2 separate regions of the Mus musculus genome follow, and region 2 is linked to region 1. A link is a loop called in an ENCODE intact Hi-C map of the cell type or tissue named here. Cell type or tissue: gastrocnemius. All regions are shown on one strand. Each heading gives the region's core, and the rest is flanking DNA. Links, peaks and the distances in the headings are about the cores only. Region 1 holds the start of n-TKctt17 (a tRNA gene). Region 2 holds the start of Arid4a (AT rich interactive domain 4A (RBP1-like)).

The links. A loop is a pair of places that touch in the nucleus more often than their neighbours do. Peaks named below come from ENCODE experiments on the same cell type or tissue, not always from the same donor. Only the 100,000 strongest peaks of a DNase experiment are listed, where the experiment ranks them.
Region 2: a loop joins it to region 1, with 2.7 times the contacts of the local background. A loop is called at or near these places in 15 of 42 quality-filtered maps.

Annotation. Positions count from the first base shown.
Region 1 is chr12:70,964,531-70,974,417 of GRCm38, reverse strand. It overlaps n-TKctt17 (a tRNA gene), which reads left to right and starts at 5,226; the gene lies at 5,226-5,298. It overlaps Actr10 (ARP10 actin-related protein 10), which reads right to left. Exons shown (of 13, transcript NM_019785.2): 13 at 9,700-9,887. It also overlaps a transcript of Psma3 not described here. In gastrocnemius, for the core only: CTCF peaks have their summits at 4,489 (motif pointing left) and 5,737; DNase peaks (open chromatin) are centred at 4,396, 5,234 and 5,796; H3K4me3 peaks cover 2,801 bases; H3K27ac peaks cover 3,388 bases.
Region 2 is chr12:71,010,614-71,020,500 of GRCm38, reverse strand. It overlaps Arid4a (AT rich interactive domain 4A (RBP1-like)), which reads right to left and starts at 4,534. Exons shown (of 24, transcript NM_001081195.1): 1 at 4,340-4,534; 2 at 3,353-3,410; 3 at 1,017-1,127. The coding sequence starts at 3,358. It overlaps 3110056K07Rik (RIKEN cDNA 3110056K07 gene), which reads left to right and starts at 4,678. Exons shown (of 4, transcript NR_045055.1): 1 at 4,678-4,994; 2 at 5,994-6,045. In gastrocnemius, for the core only: no CTCF peak of the experiment used is centred there; DNase peaks (open chromatin) are centred at 3,649, 3,752, 4,729, 5,127 and 1 more place; H3K4me3 peaks cover 5,584 bases; H3K27ac peaks cover 5,524 bases.

The DNA of each region.
Region 1 (9,887 bases), core at 1,171-9,170:
TTGGGCACCTGTCCTCTGTAGCCCACACAGACAGGAATTCTTAAAAGTCGGGGAAGGAAAAACCCACCTTAGGAAAAGGAACAAAGCCGGGCGTGGTGGCGCATGCCTTTAATCCCAGCACTCGGGAGGCAGAGGCAGGCGGATTTCTGAGTTCGAGGCCAGCCTGGTCTACAAAGTGAGTTCCAGGACAGCCAGGACTACACAGAGAAACCCTGTCTCAAAAACACCAAAAAAAAAAAAAAAAAAAAAAAAAAAAAAGGAAAAGGAACAAAAGGAGGCAATTGACCCCCCCATCCTCCGACCAAGTTCATCATCAGAGTCCGAACATGACGTTTGGTTCAACTGCTGTGCATAACTAAGCAGCCTCGGTCAAGGTGTGATACCTTTTCCATCATGGTTTCAACTTTAGCCTCTCCTGCAAGGTGGTGTGAAATCTATGTGTGAGAGAAAGCTGTCCCTCTGGCTGGAACCAGGCAGGCTTCAGCCTTCTTTCACCCAGCATGTAATTCCTGGAGAAGTTCCAGTTTCTTGGAGTCTTATCAAAAAGAGGAGCACAAGAGCTTCTTTAGAATATCTTCATTCCTACTAGGAAGATTATGAGACTTAGCGTTAGGAAAGGCTAAGGTGGCTTGGGGGACTCCAGTTGCTCGGCTCATTCTAACAACTATCAGGTTATGATCTTAAGTATTAAGTGGAGGGAGGGCAACAGATAAATCAAAGGAGTGGGCATGGAACCTGACCTAGTGGTGGGTGGATTTTAAATCCCAATTGTAAATACAACGTTAGAAATATTTTTATTTAAAAAAATATATCTGAGCCGAGCGTGGTGGCACACGCCTTTAATCCCAGTACTCGGGAGGCAGAGGCAGGCGGATTTCTGAGTTCGAGGTCAATCTGGTCTACAAAGTGAGTTCCAGGACAGCCAGGGCTATACAGAAAAACCCTGTCTCAAAAAAACAAAATAAATAAATATCTGGAGACTTTTATTTTATATAGCTAGAAAATATTTTCCAGCAGGGTGATGCAGAAGGCAGGGACGGGAGGCCAGCTTGCAATATAAGAGCCCTGTCTAAAAAGAAAACAAAACAAACATCAATAAAAACACATTTTTAAAAACCCACTATCAATCAACTTTATTTTGGTTCGTTGTTTTGTTGAAGCAGTCTCAAGTATCTTAGGCTGGCCAAAGATGGCACTGAACTCCTAATCTTTCAGCCTCTACCTAAAGATGGAATTACAACCCTGGTTTATCACTCCAAGCCTAGGTAATGTCTTTCATAAGAAAAAAAAGGAAAAAGAAAAGAAAAACCAACAGCACACATTTCATTCGTTGTGTTTCAGCCTCCCTCCGAGTGTGGAAAAAGGGTTGCTTAGTAGTAGTATTTTTATTATTTTTACATGTTTGAGGGGAGGAAGTGTGCACGTGAGAACAGGTGACCACAGAGAACAGAGGGTGACTTTGAATCTCCTGGAACTGGAGTTACAAGTGGCTGTGAGTTTCTTTGCTCTTAACCCTTGAGCCATGCCATCAACCTCAGCGTTTACAATCTTTGTATTCTTAGGAGATGTTAATGCTGAGACTGGATAGATGCCCCAGCAATTAAAAGCATGGGCTGCTCCTCTGGAGGACCTGTGTTTGAGTCACAGCACCCAGGTTAGGCAGCACACACACACACACACACACACACACACATTAAAAGTAATAAAAATAAATCTTAAAAAAATCTGTATTGGCACATACCTTTTATTTCAGCACTCTGAGCCAGAGGCAGGCACATCTCTTGAGTTCTGGGACAGTCTGGTCAACAGAACAAGTTCCAGGACAGCCATAGCTACTTACATAGAGAAATCCTGTCTCAAAAAACAAACAAACAAACAAAAAAAAAACCAAACAATCAAACAAACCGGATATTCATTAATTTAGTTTTTCTGACTTCTTTTCATGTCAAGTGCTTCACTTCCAGTGGGAATACTACTACACCATTAGTTTGCATTCATGTCAGAGTGTTGTAGCAGGAGGTAAATGGTGTGGACAATCTATTCTATTACTAATAACGATCATTTTAATGTCTCTAAAGTTTCTCTATTGTTTCTGCATTTTCGTTTATAATTGTAATTGGAAACTATGTGATGATAAGTTGGGAGTAGGTAAACATCTTGCTATTCTTTACCTTTTTACTCATTAATTTTAATGTCTGAGGATTGCTATTTGAACATGTCCTTATGCCCATAGTTGCTAAATGTAGACAGTCCATCATTTCATTCACCTTATTAGTTTTCTACTGTGGAGCTATCAGACCTTTCTTAAGCAGCTAATTGACATGGTTTGGTTTAACTTTTTAGACCATCTCTTGTTTCTCCCTGATAGATGGGGAAACGCAGGCATAACTGGAACGCTATTGCATCTTTGTAGATGATTAGGAATGAAGAATGGTTTGGACTAGAGCAGTAACAAGGACATGTGTGAATGGATTTCAGATCTGTAGGTTTACTGGGTAACTGGATGCCGAAGGGAAGGGGAGAGCAGAAATTCCGTTGTTCCTCCTTCCTGCTGAGAAAACACTGTGAATAGTGATTATACTTTATTCCTGAACGAATGGCTAAGTAAAAGATGTGAATTTACTTGGAGAAAACACTTCCCTAATTCTGATTAAAGTTCTTTAGTACTATTTTAGTGTTGTGGCATGGGCCTGCAATCTCATATGTGGGAGGCCGAGGCAGGAAGATCTCTTGAATTTCAGGCTAGCCTAGATAACACAATTTTGTCTTAAAAACACACACAAACAAAAACAAAAACAAAAACAAAAACAAAAACAAATGAGACCATGAGACCGGCCAATAGTGGCACACACCTTTTAATCCCAGTACATTGGAGGCAGAGGAAGGCGAATCTCTGTGAGTTCAAGCCGATCCTTGACTACAAATCAAGTTCTAGGACAGCCAGGGCTCTTACACAGGACAACCCTGTCTCAAAAACCAACAACAATAATAAAAATAATAATGACAAACTCCCAAATCAATAGCAATAAAGCACTGTAGCTGTAGTTCTTTCCTGGGGGGTTCTGATTTAAGGCCATCTTTACAGGAGGGCTCACCTCAAAGATGAACTATAACTTCTACAAATTTTAAGTATCCAGCTAAACATCTACATAATTTACTGCTTGTGTGCAGTGCACAGCACTTGAGTGCCTCTGTATCGGCTGCATCAATCCCCGGACAGTGTGGGGTCTCGTCCTGCTTCCGTGGCAGTTGGATTATTGCTTTACCTTGTATCTTAGAGGAAGGCTCTGAGGTGAAAGCTGAGGTCCTTTGCACATTTGCTTGATTCCGTACAAGACTTAAATGGGTTTGTTTGTTTGTTTGTTTTCAAAGTTATTTCAAATGACTTCTAGAAGTAGTACTTGTGAAATGGGTAAGGCTTTACACTTCTTTATTGTAGGGTGATGAACTTTCAAGGCCCAGCAACTAACAGAGCTTTGCAAAAAGTAGGTAATATGATTTTAACAAATCACTTAAACAGTGGTTCTATAATACTCAATAACTTTATCAAAATAGGTACTGTTATATTTTATACACATCCAATTATCTTTAAAGTAGTTATTACTATAATTTTACCTTTTTTTTGTTTGTTTGTTTTTGTTTTTCCAGACAGGGTTTCTCTGTATAGCCCTGGCTGTCCTGGAACTCACTCTGTAGATCAGGCTGGCCTCGGACTCAGAAATCTGCCTGCCTCTGCCTCCCAAGTGCTAGGATTAAAGGCGAGCCCGCCACCACTGCCCGGCTTTATAATTCTTCTTTTGAAACAGGATCTCAATGTGCAACCCTGACTGGCCTGAAATTTCCTATGTAGACCCAGCTGGCTTTGAACTCTTAGAGATCTGTTTGTTTCTTCCTCAGCAGAACAGGGAACAAAGCCCATGTCAGTGCCACCATGTCAGTGCCACCACGTCCTGCTGCTTTAAATATTTGGCTCATTATTTGTTTTAAGAAAAGATCTAGCAATTCTCCTACCTCTGCCTCTTGAATGTTAGAATTACAGGCCTGAGCTACCTCACGCCACCTATAAATAAATTATTTGCAAAAGATAAAGAGTACCTCCAGATTCTATCTACCAAGTTCTAAATAGCCATTAATAAACCAGTTTGAATTGTGAAGGCAGAAAGGGTTAGTGTTTATGGCACTCGAAGCTTAACGTTTTTAAATCTTTAGGTCCTCGGTTCACTAGGGGTTTTTCTTTCTGTGTAGACTTAGCTGAGGTGGAACTGTAAACTAGGCTGGCCTCGAACTCAGAGATCCTCCCAAAGGCTGGTTTTTCAATGGCATGCGCCACTACACCCGATCCTAGGACTACTTTACAGAGCCTAAACTATTGGTTCAGAGAGATATAGCTCAGCAATTAAACTCAATTTCTCATACCAACATGGCGTCTCAAAGCCATCAGTAACTGTAGATTCGTGCGTTCCGCTCCGATGCCCTCTCCTGGTACGCAGACGTAAATGCAGACAAAATACCCATTACATAAACTACGTCTTTGGAAAGAATCTAAACCTTTCAAGACACCTCTTATACTTTAAAATCATCCCAGGAGACTCGTCCTATATGTTTGTATGTTTTATGGATAGAGTTATGGAAATTGTTTGTCAATCTCAGGTTTATGATATCTTTAAAAAAAAAACTATTTGGCTATTCCTTAATTTAGGTTTACCCGTTTTTGTTTTTCAATTAGGCTTTAACCTGCAATTCCGAAAAATAGGATTAATAGCCATCCCCAAACAGACACATGCATCTCAGAAATGCGCAAAATCCCTTACCTTGATAAATTCACCTGTAGCTCAAAATATATATGGATTCATAGGCTAATATTCCATCGTCTTGGCTTGTCATAATGAGAATTAAGGACGTATTCTCACTTATTCTTAGTATTTAACAACTCTGTCTTCCTTTTTTTTGTTTTGTTTGTTGTTTGGGGGCCTTTTCCCCCCTTTATTTTATTAATTTTTTTCTGTGAGAGTTTGCATTCTTAGCTTCAAATTCAGAGAATATACTTTCAACTTTTTATCAGATTACCGGTTATACTTTCTTTTCAGAAACAGAAAATAGTAAAAGAAAAAAAAAAAAAAAAAAAAAAAAAAGAACAGAACAAAGACCAAAAAAACAAGCAAACCTGAGAAGCAACTGCAGATGAACACTCTCAAAAGGTATAAAATCGGAGCCAAATCACATCTGCCCGGCTAGCTCAGTCGGTAGAGCATGGGACTCTTAATCCCAGGGTCGTGGGTTCGAGCCCCACGTTGGGCGGTGTTTCTTTTTGTACTTTAAAGCATTCAAAAACTCAAATTTACTGTCAAAGATTTGCAAGTTCTATCACAGCTAAGATGAATTAACCTAAACTTAGATAATTTAAACGCTTTCAATGTTAATCATCTTTACAGGAAACACAGTTCTCAAACTGCGCTTGCGCACTCCAAAACTCAGGCCTACGCCCACGGCTCGGGCTTAAAGCAGGAACAGGAATTTACTACTCTCTTAAGAATGCTTTCGGAGTGCTAGCTCTCATAGTTTCAATTGTTTTGTTTTGTTTTGTTTTGTTTTTTTTCCTAATAAAACTGTGATCGCTGATTTTGGCTGTTTTTCCAAATCCCAAGAGATCGGATGTCAAAACAGACGTAGGTGAGGGAAGCCATGGAAAGGACTAACTTCCTTATTTGCAGAGGTTCCTCTGCTCACTTCCGCCTCCCTCCGGTCGCTGCAGGGCTTTTTTGGGGGTGCGGGAGGGGAGCACCCGAGCATCGTCTTTCCCGAGTTCTCGGGACGTGGAGCCTTGGGCTGCCCTCTGAGACTCACTCGCCTGGAACTGACGGATGTGTGAGGGAAGAAGCAGAAGTACCTCCCTCCCTTCTGCTTTAGCGTCTGATAACGGGGCGACCCGGCCCACCGACTGTCGCCAGAGGCTCCTGGGCGGCCAGGTCCCTCAGGGCCCCCGCTCCTTCCTCCAGGCCGGCCTCCTCTCCTTCACTAAACCGATCGAATTTCCTGACTGATGGTCCTTCCCTTCAGCGTGCCGAGATTCTGCTGTTTATCCCAAAGCGAACCGAAAGCATCCCCACCCCACCCCACCCTTCCTCTCTCCGAGGCGTGCCTACGTAGTCCTGGAACTCCACATAGCCCAGGCCGGCCTGGAATTTACAGAGGTGCACGCCTGCTTCTCTGGTCTCCTAAGCGGGGTGTGGTGGCACACCCTGTAATCGTAGCACAGGAGAGGCTGGGTGGCAGAAGTGTAACCTGTTGTGAGGTGGAAGCCAGCCTGGGCTTAGACTCAAAAAGAAAAAAGGTGTGGGTTGAACCATCTTATTTCTGTGATGAGCAGATGAAAAGAAGAACAAAGCTATAACTAATAATTGGCCTTTTGGCAAGAGAGGGGTGTTTGGGGTTGGACAGCTTGCTCTTTGAGAAAGGGGCAAAAACAATTTAGCCAAAAGCATTCATCAGTCCGTTAATGCTGTGGGGCTTGGATCTCTCACCACTTTCCCGGGGCTGGGTCTACATTTTGCGTTTTCTGGACTATTCCTGTCAGACTTTTATGTCCTTCTCCTGTTCCCTTACTTGTCAGCAAAAAGCCCATCATCTTCATTTTACCAAACCTAATAGTTAATTGCCATGCCGGAACCATTGGCCTATCACAAATTTGATCACTTTGTTGTGGATCCACCTCTCCTCTGACTTCCGCTGCCACACCACCTCCAGTAGGATCTGTGTGACAAGTTCCAGACTTAGACGAACAACCTCAAAAGGGGGGGGGGGGGGCTTCTTGGAACCGGTTGTGGAACTCTTTGCCGGAGAAAAAATATTGAGCTGTAGTTCTCATGGCAATCTATCTGTTTTGTTTTCTCTTATTCCTTTTCTTATTTACATGTTCCTGGTAGCTAGCCTAGGCCAAGATATTAAGCAAGAATAATGGGTAGAAAACCATCCCTACCATGGGGCCACTAACATGACCTTATCCCAAGGGAAACCAACACTTTACTTCCTAAATCATTTACAAAACTATTATGATAAAAACTTTCCCAACAATAAAATTTCATATGGTTACACGTGTGTCATTGGAGGTGGATTTTGGTATATGGTAAAGAAAGCCGTAATTAGAAAGAATTAAAATAGTTTACATTTATACATTGAAGATTATAAAAAACCAGGCACTAGATGTTAAATAATAATTGACCATGGGGCTGGAAAGTTAGTTCAGTGGTTAAGAGCACTGACCGTTAAAGATTTATTAACCTGCTCCTGAAAATATGCCACTAGCCTTGGATGACAGCCCCCACTAGAATTGTTATATTTTGATGGTTTATAATGATGTTTGTGATTCACTGAATACATAGTTTCAGAGTTGTAATGCTTGTATGATTTTTGTGCCTTTTTTTTTTTTTTTTTTTTGAGACAGGGTTTCTCTGTATAACCCTGGCTGTCCTGGAACTCACTTTGTAGACCAGGGTGGCCTCGAAGTCAGAAATCCACCTGCCTCTGCCTCCCGAGTGCTGGGATTAAAGGCGTGCGCACGCCCAGCGATTTTTGTGCTTTACTGTGCCAAATGATTTTTGTTGGTATCTGTGATTGTTTTACCGGATATAGTTTCTAAGAGATGTAATGTTTGGTTTTTTAATGTATAAAATCCCCTGCTTGAGAGCTGCAGAATACACTCATATTCAAACTGCCTCTGTGTTTGTTTCTGTTTGTCACCACCAAATCCTTACCCACCTAGCTTCAAGGACCCTCATTCCAGGGACCCCAATAGCCGACTGGGGTGGTCCATGGCATTCTACCACACGGATACTCTCCTGATGCCATCCCCCTTTAAAACGTCTCTCACATATTCCATCTTGACCTTCGTTTCCTCTCTGTCCACCCTTCCCACACACCCCGAGCGAGCATCACTTCTCTCCACTTCTTCAATCACCCTCTCACCGCCCTCCCCCATACCAAAGATCCCCCCACCCATCTCCTTTCAGAAAAGTGGTTTCCCAGGGGTATCCCAACAAGGTACAATAAGAGTATGCACAAACCCTCACTTTAAGGCTGGCAAGGCAACCTAGTAAGAAGAAATGGGTCTCAAGAGCAGGTGGAAGAGTCAGAGAGAGACACACACACTCCATTCCCACAGTTAGGAGATCCTCAAGAAATCCAAGCTACAGGTCCAGGACATACATGCAGAGAACCTAAGGCAGATCATGCAGGCTGTGTGATTGTTGCTTCAGTCTCTATGAGCCCTGCTTAGTTGATTCTGCTGGCCGTGTTCTTTGGTTTCCTCGAACCCTCTGGCTCCTACAGTGCTTCCTCCCCTTCTCTGTGAGGTTCCTGGAGCTCCACTTAGTGTTTGGCCATTGGTGCATCTGCTCCAACAGTTGCTGGATGAAGACTCCAGTGATTGGCCACCCACTTGAGTCATTTTCTCCTACTTCCCACCTTTGGAGTGCTCCATGGATGAGTTCACTTTCCCTCTTGCTAAATTTGCACCCCCCCCCCCCTGTGAACTCTGCTCCAGTGATGCTAGGCCCTCCTCCAGTGAACTGTCCTTCCCTAGGGTGCAGTTGCTCAGAGCATGTGTAAGAAACTCTTCTTATATAGTCTTGGGGCTGCTATGTACGGTATGCAACTTAAACGGAGGCACTATTTCTGACCAGAGTTTTAAAAGAAACAGCAAAAGGCCCAGATCCCTGACCTTCTGATAGACACATATCCTTGGTGGGGTCAAGTTTCAAATGCTAGCTTTCTGCTTAGGAATCCTCACTTTTTACTGATAGTTCAAATCTCTCCCTTCCTTCCTTCCTTTTCTCTTTTCTTTTACTTCTCTTCCTTTTTCTTTAAAAAAAAAAAGATTATATACATATGAGCACACTGTAGTTGTCTTCAGACACACCAGAAGAGTGTATTGGATCCCATTACAGATGATTGTGAGCCACCATGTGGCTGCTGGGAATTGAACTCAGGACTTCTAGAAGGGCATCTTAGTGCTCTAACTGCTGAGCTACCTGCCCAGCCCCCAGTTCTCTTTCTTAAATTAAAAAAAAAAAAAATAAATAAAAAAATAAAAAAATAAAAAAAAAAAAGAGACAGGGTTACCCTGGCTGGCCTGGAATTCCATATTTAGATCAGGCCCTGAACTCACAGACATTCCTCTCTACCTCTGAGCTCCATGTTTTTTGAGATATGGTTTCTCTGTATAGCTCAGGCTTGACTTTCGACAGTCCTTTTATGCCTCAGTCTCCCAAGTGTCTGAATTACAGCTCTTAATGTCAAACATGAATGGCCAATCAGATATCTACTTAGACAACCTCAAACTCACTACGCAGCTCAGGCTGGCAACAAACTCATGATCTTCCTGCCTTAGCGTCCCTATTGCTGGAATTATACATGTACCACACTATGCCCACTCAAACTTACTTGTGATCTGTGTAAAAACTTGTTTCTCTGGAAGTTTTCCTGTGCTTTGTGGCAATGCTATGTGGGCCACAACATTGTTATCTTGTTGACTACATCTACAATCCTGCTTCCAAGTAAAGCCACGTCCGCAGGCACTAAATGTTAAGACTCCAACTTGTCTTTTTTGGGTGACATAATACAATCCGTGAGTAGTAAATTCTTAACCTGTTCCTTGGGATTGTCACTTTATAGGTAGTTATATAAGGCTGCAGAGCAATCAGATTTCGTTTTAAATGATCATTTTTATTTTCTTAATCCAAATACAAGACAAAATCAGTACAAATGCAGAGTAGAGGGTTTTGTGTCTGTGTGTGTGTGTTATCAGGATCTCAGTATAGAACCCAAGTTGGTCTTGAACTCCTGGGTTTGGATAATACTACATCTGACAGACTCCATATGCGTGCCAGCAT
Region 2 (9,887 bases), core at 990-8,989, 46 kb before region 1:
TAGCAGAGTATGCAGAACAGCAGACAGGGGCTAGCGATGTGGCTCACGTGGTAAAGGGTGTCTGACATGAACGAAGCTGAATCCTACCATCAATGCTGTAAAAACCAGCGTGCTGCCTCAGCCTATGATCCTAGCACTTGGGAATGGAAGCAAGAGGATCAAGTTCAAACTCATTCTCAGATGCTTAGTGAGGCTGAGACTGTGCTGGGCTACATGAGACCCCTATCTCAAAAAGAAAAAAAAAAAAAGATTTATAGGAAAACAATGTGTAAACAGATTTCTCAAAAGTTGCAGGTCTTTATCCACCCATCCTTTTCTGTATTTCCTAATTCTACTGGAAATGTATTTATTAACTTTAGCTTTCCCTGGTCTTAAAAATCAGCGCCTTGGCCAACCATAGAGGCTGACGCCTGTAATCCCAACACTCAGGAGGCAAAGGCAGGATGGTCACCAGAAATTGTCTAAAAAAAGTCAGACACACACACACACACACACACACACACACACGTGCACACACGCGCGTCAACTCCATGAATCATTTTTAATGTTATCTTGAAAACATAATTTTACTTCTTTGTTCTTCCTAATCACTGAAACTGTCATTATCTGATTAGGAAAGGGAGACACCAAATTATAGCCCAAGTACACTCCTACAAACAGGAATGATCCAAATAACACAAGCATCACACCTTGGTATCCTGAAATGAAGCCATCTGGAATCATTTCTCAGCTCGAGTTCTTTATTTTTCAGTTCTTAATACACTCTTTCAGTTTAGTATGCAATGATACTTGCCCCAGCACTGATTCAACAGAAAGCTGACAATGTTCAACCTTTCCCTCTGGGCTACCATGAACTGTAATCTTTTCAATGTACTGAGCCTGCTGCACAACAGGAGTGACTCTTGTCCCTACTCTGCCTTCTGTCACTCGAAGTACACCAAATAACCCGCTTTGTGTCCTCAGAGACAAACAGCCAGACAAGCCTGGGCTGTCTTACAAAGCCTTCGCGCATTTACCTTGACTTTCACCAGCCTTTTCACAGTCTTGATCTTTGCCTCACAGAAGGCCCCTCGGTACTTGGCACTGACATCAGTTCCCACTGTCAGGTAGGCAGGCTCATCTGCCGCCTGTGAAGAAAGAACAGAGATGCCAAACATCACTACTGGTCGCCTTTACCCGACCTCTAACAGCACCAAAAGGAACTACATCTAAAGTCACTAGAACATTGAAATTATTTGCTTAACAACAAATAATAATTTGCAAAATCCTCCTAAAGCAAACAACTTATTAACACTATTTCATTTTACGTACTCATTTCCTGATGACGGAAAAGTTGTAACTGGGAACTACCAGTAGGAAAAAAAGGGTTTTGTTTTTGTTTTTTGTTTTTTGTTTTTTGTTTTTTTTGAAGTACATGTTTTAAAAAATTCTACAGTTTAATATATAAGAGATAGAAAGAAATAAACAGAAGAAATGTATTTATAATGAATGTCTCATAAATTTTATTAGTTTGGGGCCCCCAGGTGATTCTATTTTCTAGGTTAAAGAGAAATACTGCTACAAAGTTAATATTAACAATACATAATTAAATGCTTAGTGAGACAGCTTAGGAAAGTAACATCTTCTTTTGTTTGCTTTGGGGTTTTGGGACAAGGTGCAGGCTGTCTCTGCCTCCTAAATACTGGGATTACAGGCCAGGGCCAGCAAGCCTGGCTAAGCCATTATCTTTTGATACAATGTATCTCTAGACACAAGAAACTAAGAAACCTCTTTCCAAAATTGCTTTGGCTGAAGGTTGCAAATGAAAGGTTTAAATCTAAGTTCAACAGATGAAAACTGATAGCTAAAGGCTGCAGCCTTTTCTAGTTTACAGCTTTGATCTCAGTATACTTAAAATAATTTTTATTTAGACATTAGTAGCTGGGCATGGTAGGAGGTGGAGGCAGAGGCAACAAGATCTCTTTAAATTCTATGCCAGCATGTTCTCTGTTACATAGAGATATCATGGAAAACAAAACAATTAAAAAAAGAAAGAAAGAAAGAAAGAAAGAAAGAAAGAAAAGAAAGAAAACACCCATTTACAGGAAATAGTCATGATCAGAATTATACATTGAAATATGTAAGAAACTTCCATTTATACATCATTTTAATCTTGAGAGTAACAGACAACTGCTATTTCAGTCTGTGATGTTACCTAATTCAAAAGCTGTATGTATCATGCAACCAATTCAACATTATATGTACAAAGATATCAATGTTAACTTTAAATATTTTAAGTAGGAAACAAATTTTCATTTTCCCAAGTTATATTAAAGGAAGTTGTGTCACTCCAAAATAAAAAAAAATATATAAGAGGAAGTTTGAGAATTTCAGAAAGTAATATACTTAAACCGAGTCAGGCAATGGTATAGCATGCTCATCCTGCCAGCACTTGGGCAGACGCAGGAGGACGTCAAGGGAGTTCAAGGTCAGCCTTGAGAGTCTACATCGTGAGTTCCAGGCTAGCCCGGGTAAAGTATACTGTTTCAAAATAACCGAAACAAAAACAACTATATATTTTCTATTTACACACACGCACACACACACCGAACACTAAGTACAACGTTAATCATGCACGTTTAAATGTCAGTCTACTTAAAAAGAATAAAAAATGAAGAGGAATACTTTTTGGTAAGTATCTGACCAGAAACAAACAAGAGCCACAGTATCCTACCGAATTCTGAGGAATGTTATGAAAGCTTTCTTTCCCTTCAAGCAGGCTGCCACTGATGTTTGTAAGATTAGGAAGCTTCAAAAGCTACACATAGAATCCACGTTTTAAGATATATATTATGAAGACTGAACTAATCAATCTAAATATTGTCATCACCTTAGTTTACTTTCTTTCCCCAAAAATATACAGAACTATCTCTCTTACTCAAGCTACATAACATGTCTTTTAGAAAATGGCATTGGTAGTGGAAAGGGGGAAGTATAGGTTTTAAAGAAAGCAAAAGCAAAGCAAAACAAAAAAACCTTGCAAAAACCAAAGCAGGACAAAAGCTTTTCTTCTTGAAAGGTGTTTTTGACACTGAAGTGTTTGAAAATCGAAAGACTGCACCGATCTTCTCAAAGTGCTAACTGCTAGAGAGTGTTGGACCGCCTGCATTTATACACACACACACACACACACATTCGAACACGCACACACACACACACACACCCCTCACCCATTCACATGTCATTTTCCTTAAAGTGCTTCTTAGTAAAGAAATCAATTCTAAGTAACAAAAAGCTGCCATTCCACAACTGCAGCCTCCGGACTGGCAGCGTCCGGGGCACAAGGCTAAGAAGAAGAGTTGGCTCCACTTACCTTCATCTTGACTGGTGACCTGTGGGGTTCCAGCTTCCTCGAGTTCTCTTCCCGGGCGCTAGAGCCAAAGCAGGGAAAAGAGAGGCAGAGGATCAGTCCAAGGCGGGGTGAGACCCGGAAAGAAAGTAAACAAATGCAGGCGGGGAGGGGCCGAGCTCCGCGGCCCCCGGGACAGACCCCCGTCGGGCAGCCAAAGCCTGGCGGGCAGTGAGCCCCACGCGCGCCAAAGGGCAGCGCGTCCCGCCCCTGCCCGGCCGGCCGGCCCACCGCGCCCCCGCCTCGTCGGCCACTCGCAGCCCCCTGCGCCCCGGCCTCCCGGGTCCGCGCCCCGCCGGGCCCCGACTCTAGCGCGCGCCCCGCCTCCGCCGCTCGGCCCCCTTGGCCCGCCCCGGCCCGGCCCGCGGCGGCGGCAACGGAGTGTCACGGCGCCATTGCTCTCCTGCCTCCGCTCTGCACCATGTCAGGAAGGAGAAGCGCTCCTTCACCCGGGGGGCAGGGGCGGCGGCCTGCGGCGGCGGCCGGCGCGGGGGGACCCGGCGGGGGAGGCGCGGGGCGGGGAGGCGGCAGGACAGGGTGTGGGAGGGGAGCGAGCCGCACCGCCGCAGCGGCCGTCTCCTCCCGCGCCCGCCTCAACTTTTTGTACAGCCCGGAGAGGCGCGGGCACCCCGATCTCCGCGGTCCAGCAGCGGGTCCTCGCCAAAGAAGCACAGCAGAGTTGGGGGCCGGTTCTCCCGGCAGCCCGCTCCTCCAAAGCAAACTTAGCGGCGCGGCCAGCCCCACAGCCATTTTCCCGGGGAGGCGGCGGAGGCGGTCGTGCCCGCAGTTGCCGCCGCGACTCCAGGACCCGATCGCTGCCCGGCGCCCCGGGCACAGCCCGCCCTGCATCCCCCTCTCAGCCTGCGGAGCTCCCAACTGCACCGGGACCCCATCGCGGCAGCAGCTGCTCCCGCCGCTTTGCCCATTCAGCGGCCCCCGCTGACTACCTACCTACTGCGGGTGCAGAGCGCTGTCAGCTCTCCAGTCTGCCGCCCCACTGATCGCCGTGGGTCCCCGTCCGGGCAGCACCGCTCCCGGCCGCAGCGGCAGTTCCTGCGCCGGGTTCCCCCACTCGCCCCGATTTACTGCCACAATCCACCAAATAACAAGCTGTTGAGCAGACTCGCTTCTACACGAACTCCTATTGGCTGCTCATGACGCCGAATAGCTTCGGATTGGAGCTCGCTGTCTGCCTTTCTCATTGGATGTAGCTGGGAAACTTCCATGATTGGTGCGGAAAACAGCAGGTAGGATAGCTTCCACTTCTGATTGGCTGTATCCGAACACGCACGTTATTGGAGGATAGAGGATTGAGTAAGAGAGCCCAAAAATTTGATTGGAGGAGCCGACTCCGGATGTGCTTGACTGAACACTGATTGGAGAACAAGGGGTCAGGAAGAGCAGTTCCGCACGAGGATTGGGCGGTGGCGTGTCCCATGGAAACGGAATCCAGAACTGCAGCCAGGGTTTTTCACGGGGGCGGAGCCGGCTCTTCCCCAGGCGCCTGCGCCTAACCGGTTCCCCGGCGCCATTTTGTCCCGGCAGCAGCAGCCCGCAGCTCTATCCCATTTTCTGTGTCTGGAGGGAAGGACGCGGACTCTCTCGGGTAGGTTTATTTCAGTGTGGCACCGGCTTACCCTTCCCTCCAGGACAACGCCTAGCGAAGGGTGGAGGAGTCACGGAGTCGTCCGAGAGGTCTGTCGGAGGCTCCCGGTGTCGGGTGGCCTCGGGGGTGGCGCAGCGCTGGGAGCACCGGAAGCGAGGGCGGCCATGGGAGCCGCTGTCCGCCGGCGGCGGAGCGTGGCTGGGGGGGCGTGGAGGAAGGGGGCGAGGTCGGGGGCGCACGTGTAGGTGAGTAAGCGGCCCTTTGCGCCCCTTCACTCGGGATGGCGGGATTTTACTGACACCCCCCCCCCTTCCTCCCGGCATAGCTCTGTCTCCCTTTGACATTGCATTTCGGAAGCTGGGTTGCGGTCTGCAGACACCAGGGGCCCAAGGTGGCAGCCACCTTGGTAAAAGACGGAGGAGGTGTGGTTTCTAGAAACGTCTTGCGTGGGGAAGAAGAGTTATTTCCTCCAACTGTGAAGCTTGGAGGAAACGTGGAAGCCCCGGCTTTCGGAATGCTGAGGAATGTGCCTGCCAGGACAGACGCTGCTGCCACTATGACCTTAGACAAGCGACTCTTGTCACTGCATGAGGCGAATACTATACTATTTTTTCGAAGAAAGTATTAATGCTTCAGGAAGGAACGACAGTTTCTTAGATGAAAGGGTTTTCTGGACCAGATAGACATGGATTCTGTCGTCAGCACATTGTCTTGTTAAATGACACAAAACTTAACAATTGGGCAACAGCTTATGCCCTAAATTAAAATGTGAAATGTTAACCCCAGTAAATTGCACAGTTGAGTACGTCTGAACTAACGCCATATCAACTAGTTAATATTTGTTGTTTTTGTTTTTTCAAAATTTGTTAAGATTGTGAAGTGTATTTTGGTAGTTTTACTAAGTCATGTCTATCTTTTTAAAATCTGCTTAGTTTTGGTGATGCACAAAACTAGAAAATGGTTGAGTAAACAGTTGAGGATTTTTGTTTGTTTTTCTAGAGTTGTGCTGAAGACAACAGACACCTCCATGACAACCCAAAGTATCACAGAGGTGAGTCCTGTGTCTTTTGAAATCTTGTGACTTGGGACAGGTGTGTGCTGAGATTTTCTGTAGACTAGAGCCAAATACTAGGCTACGTGACTGGTTGTTGAAGATGTTTTGTTAGTTCAAGCTTTCAAATGAGTCGGTTTAATTAGCTTCCTGATGTTATACCCTAGAGAAAGCCACAGATAAAAAGCATCCCTAATATTCAAGCTCACCCATTCTGGGCTCCTCCTTTCTGGACTCTGGTTTTTGGAGACAGGATTTTGGTAGTCCAAGCTCATGACCTTGAACTGCCGTCCCTGCTTCAGCTCCACAGCACACCATGCCCACCCAGCTTTGATTCTTAGACTTTTTAACACTCAGTGTCTTAAGTCAGAATCTTAACATTTTCTTGATTTTGTTCACCACTCTGATTTAAAAGTCTCTTGAGAAAGGTCTGATTAGTGAGTATTTAGGCAGGAAGAATTTTGGCTTTCTGTTGTAGTTTTATTTTTTAAGAAAATTAGCCAGGCAGTAGTGGCGCACACCTTTAATTCTAGCACTTGGGAAGCAAAGGCAGGTAAATTTTTGAGTTTGAGGCCAGCCTGATCTATAGAGTGAGTTCCAGAACAGCCAGGGCTACACAGAGAAACCCTATCTGGAAAAAAACAAAAACCAAAAAAAAAAAAAAAAGAAAGAAAGAAAGAAAAAAGAAAATTATATGTATACTGCTGATTCTCCCTGGTGGTAATCGCCCACATATCATTCCACTATCAAGTTTTATATATATGCCAGTGTGCATTTGAAAAGTAATGAAAAATAAAAATCTCTTACAGTCTCTCCACCAAAATAGATAATAAAGTTTATTCTGTGTTCATGGGATTGAGACTGTGTTTTTAAGTGACTTTTCTTCTAAAGATACAGATGTGAGAAAAAATGCAGATGTGAGAAAAAATGCAGATGTGTTCATTTTGTTACCTTTTTTTTTTTTCCTGAGAAAAACATTAGGGCCCTCAGAAGTAGTTTCTAAAGCACATTCCATGGCTATCTGGGATAGATGAATCATGATTTAAGCTTTGGTTTGCTGCAAATGAATGCAGACCCTTGGGCAGCATGACAGGCAGGTGACCTCCAGTGAACTACTACTCTTAGCCCCATCCATCTTAATTCTAGAGAGCTTTCCTATTTGTTTTTCTGTGATTTTACAAAATGCTATGCCTAAAAACTAACATCCGTGGCTAACATTTTGAGGCTTCTTGGTTTTATTTGACATCCCTGGCTCTTGTTTGGAATAGATTTTCAGAAGAGAGAATGAAAAAGCCTTCTGCAGTTGTGTGTGCCGTGTGTATGTATTTGTTCTTGTGTATGTATGTGTACAGATGGAGTTGCTTCTTCCTCCTCCTGTTCCCTAGGCTGGCCCAGAACTCAAGGCGCTAAGTCTCCTACCTCGGCTTCCCATCTAGTGAGGCCTGCAGGTCTTAGCCCTTCTGCACATGGCAGAACTGTCAAATCTTCAAGCTATACATATTGGAAACTTAGTAGTTTCTCAAAAGATTTTATTTTGTATTTTGGCAGTTGAGGCATTACTACATTGCAACATTTTGCTACACAGAAAGTGACATTTCAGGTTACTAAAAACAAGTCCTTGGAGTCTTCTTTAAAGCCTCCCATGAGTAGATCCCAGCAGGACTTTGCTAGCCTTATAGGACAATTTACATAAAATTGTCACCCTACTGCTTTGATAATCATTTGGCTCTTCTCTAGTTTGAGACTGTTTGCAAAAGGCAAACTATTTTGAATCACTCTTAATCATTTTGTACTTTGTATGTGTATAAACATGAATTATATGTGTATTTGTATATAAAGTAAATGAAATAATAAGATAATGTACTACATCTAACAGCAATTCTTTTCTGAAAATGTTTAAACATCTTATCTTGGTCTTCCAATTTTTAATATTACAATTTATCTGATTTTTAATTGTTAATAGTATATAGATTTTAGGCTAAGGATATGGCTTAGTGGGTATAAGTCTTGCTGACCCATAATGAGGCCCTTAGTTCGACTCCCCACTATGCATATACAAAGCTGGATGCAAGGCATGCCTGTACCTCCATTCCTTGGTGAGCAGAGGCAGAAGGCTCCCTTGGACCTCATTGGCCACCCGGTGTGACCTGTCAATGAGCTTAATAGTATTAGGGAAACATGTTCTAAAAAAGAATGGCAAGTGATACAGGAAGACACATGACATCATCCGTCTCTGGGCTTCAGTGCCCTGTGTGCTCACATGTGCTCACTGTACACATAATAAGAAGATTGAGAAAACCCAAGAATAGATCAGAGGGGCCTGGTAATGCAAACCTATCATCCAGCACTTTGGAGGTAATATGGCTTACAGAGGCCACCAGAACTAATGGTTTGGTTTTAGTTGTCATCATTGAGCTAGTTACAATAGGTTCTGTAACAATCACACTTTATTGTACTCTCTCTAAGAAAGATCAGAAGAAAGGAAATCTCTTTGTCCTTGTCCCTCACATTAACAGGAAGCCAATGTAGATAAGGAGAGTCCCGATGTGGAATGCTAGGTTATAAGTGGTAGACCAGAAATTAGAGGATCTTTTAAATCGGTTATTTTGCCTTCTGCTCATTCTCCCACAGGAATTCTTACGTCTGCAGAGAGAAGTTAATATCTTAAAGTAGATATTTTTAGCACATAAACAATAAAAAGTTTAAAACCTATATAGAAAAGATTTCTGAATGATTGTAAAGAATAAGATTTGTTCAATTAGTAACAGACCCAGCAGAGATTATAATGTCATATACTAATGCCGAAATTACCTCATGGGTAATCAGTAAAGATTGGCAAAGACTGTATATTAGTTTTTTTTGATAGAAATTAATAACAAATACCTCAAAAAGCAAGCAACTTCAGATTATAAAAAGAACTAATTGGATCCTTCTGAGTACAGTAAGAGGAACACCAGTTTCTAAACCCCCTACCTTTTATCTAGATGCCAGTAAGTTAGGAATGGTGGATTATAAGTCAGGAGATGGAAGTAAAGATATCAAAACTATACGCAACTCTCATGGCTCTATTAGATTTTCCAGAATCACTTAACATAGTCACTTACTGTCAATACTTGTTTAGTATATATAAACTGCTGAACTTAATCCAGATGATTCAGAGTTAACTTTGTTTTTTATACAACTACAACAGGTGATTGGAAACAGACTGTCCATTATATATAATCCATGCTCAGTCTCATATGGGTTTGCCAGGACCGTTGGCACCAAGAAATCTGTAGACTAGTTATTAATAGGAAATGTATTAGAAACTTCAGGTTTTTATAAAAGGCATTATATAAGTAGTAGAAGTTTAAAGAAAAACTTTTCTGTAACCTGGTGACAAGCCAAGGAAATTAGAAATAATTGTCCTGCTTGTTCTTTGTGTAATCAAGCTCCATTGCCTGCTGGGAGTAACCCCAAAGGTACCTAAGGAAATGAAATTTGACAGGAATTTCATTTTATAGAGTTTGAAAAATACTTTTTCAGGATTTTAATGGGCCTCTGCCTTAAGTTCTAAAAAGGCTGATTTTGTAATTACATATTTATTAGAAGTGATGGCTATCTTAGGGATACCTTCATGGACTAAAACTGATAATGCTCCATAATATGTATCCAATAAAATCTAGCATAAAACATGTTACAGGCATACCTTTACATCCTGTAGGTCAAGCAGTTATGGAAAGACCTAACTTCACTTTAAAGATGTTTATAAAATAGAACGGGGGACATGAGATCACCCAAAGATAGATTATAATGCTTTATTAATTTCATTTGTTTTTAATGTCAATGAGATAGGTAGCACA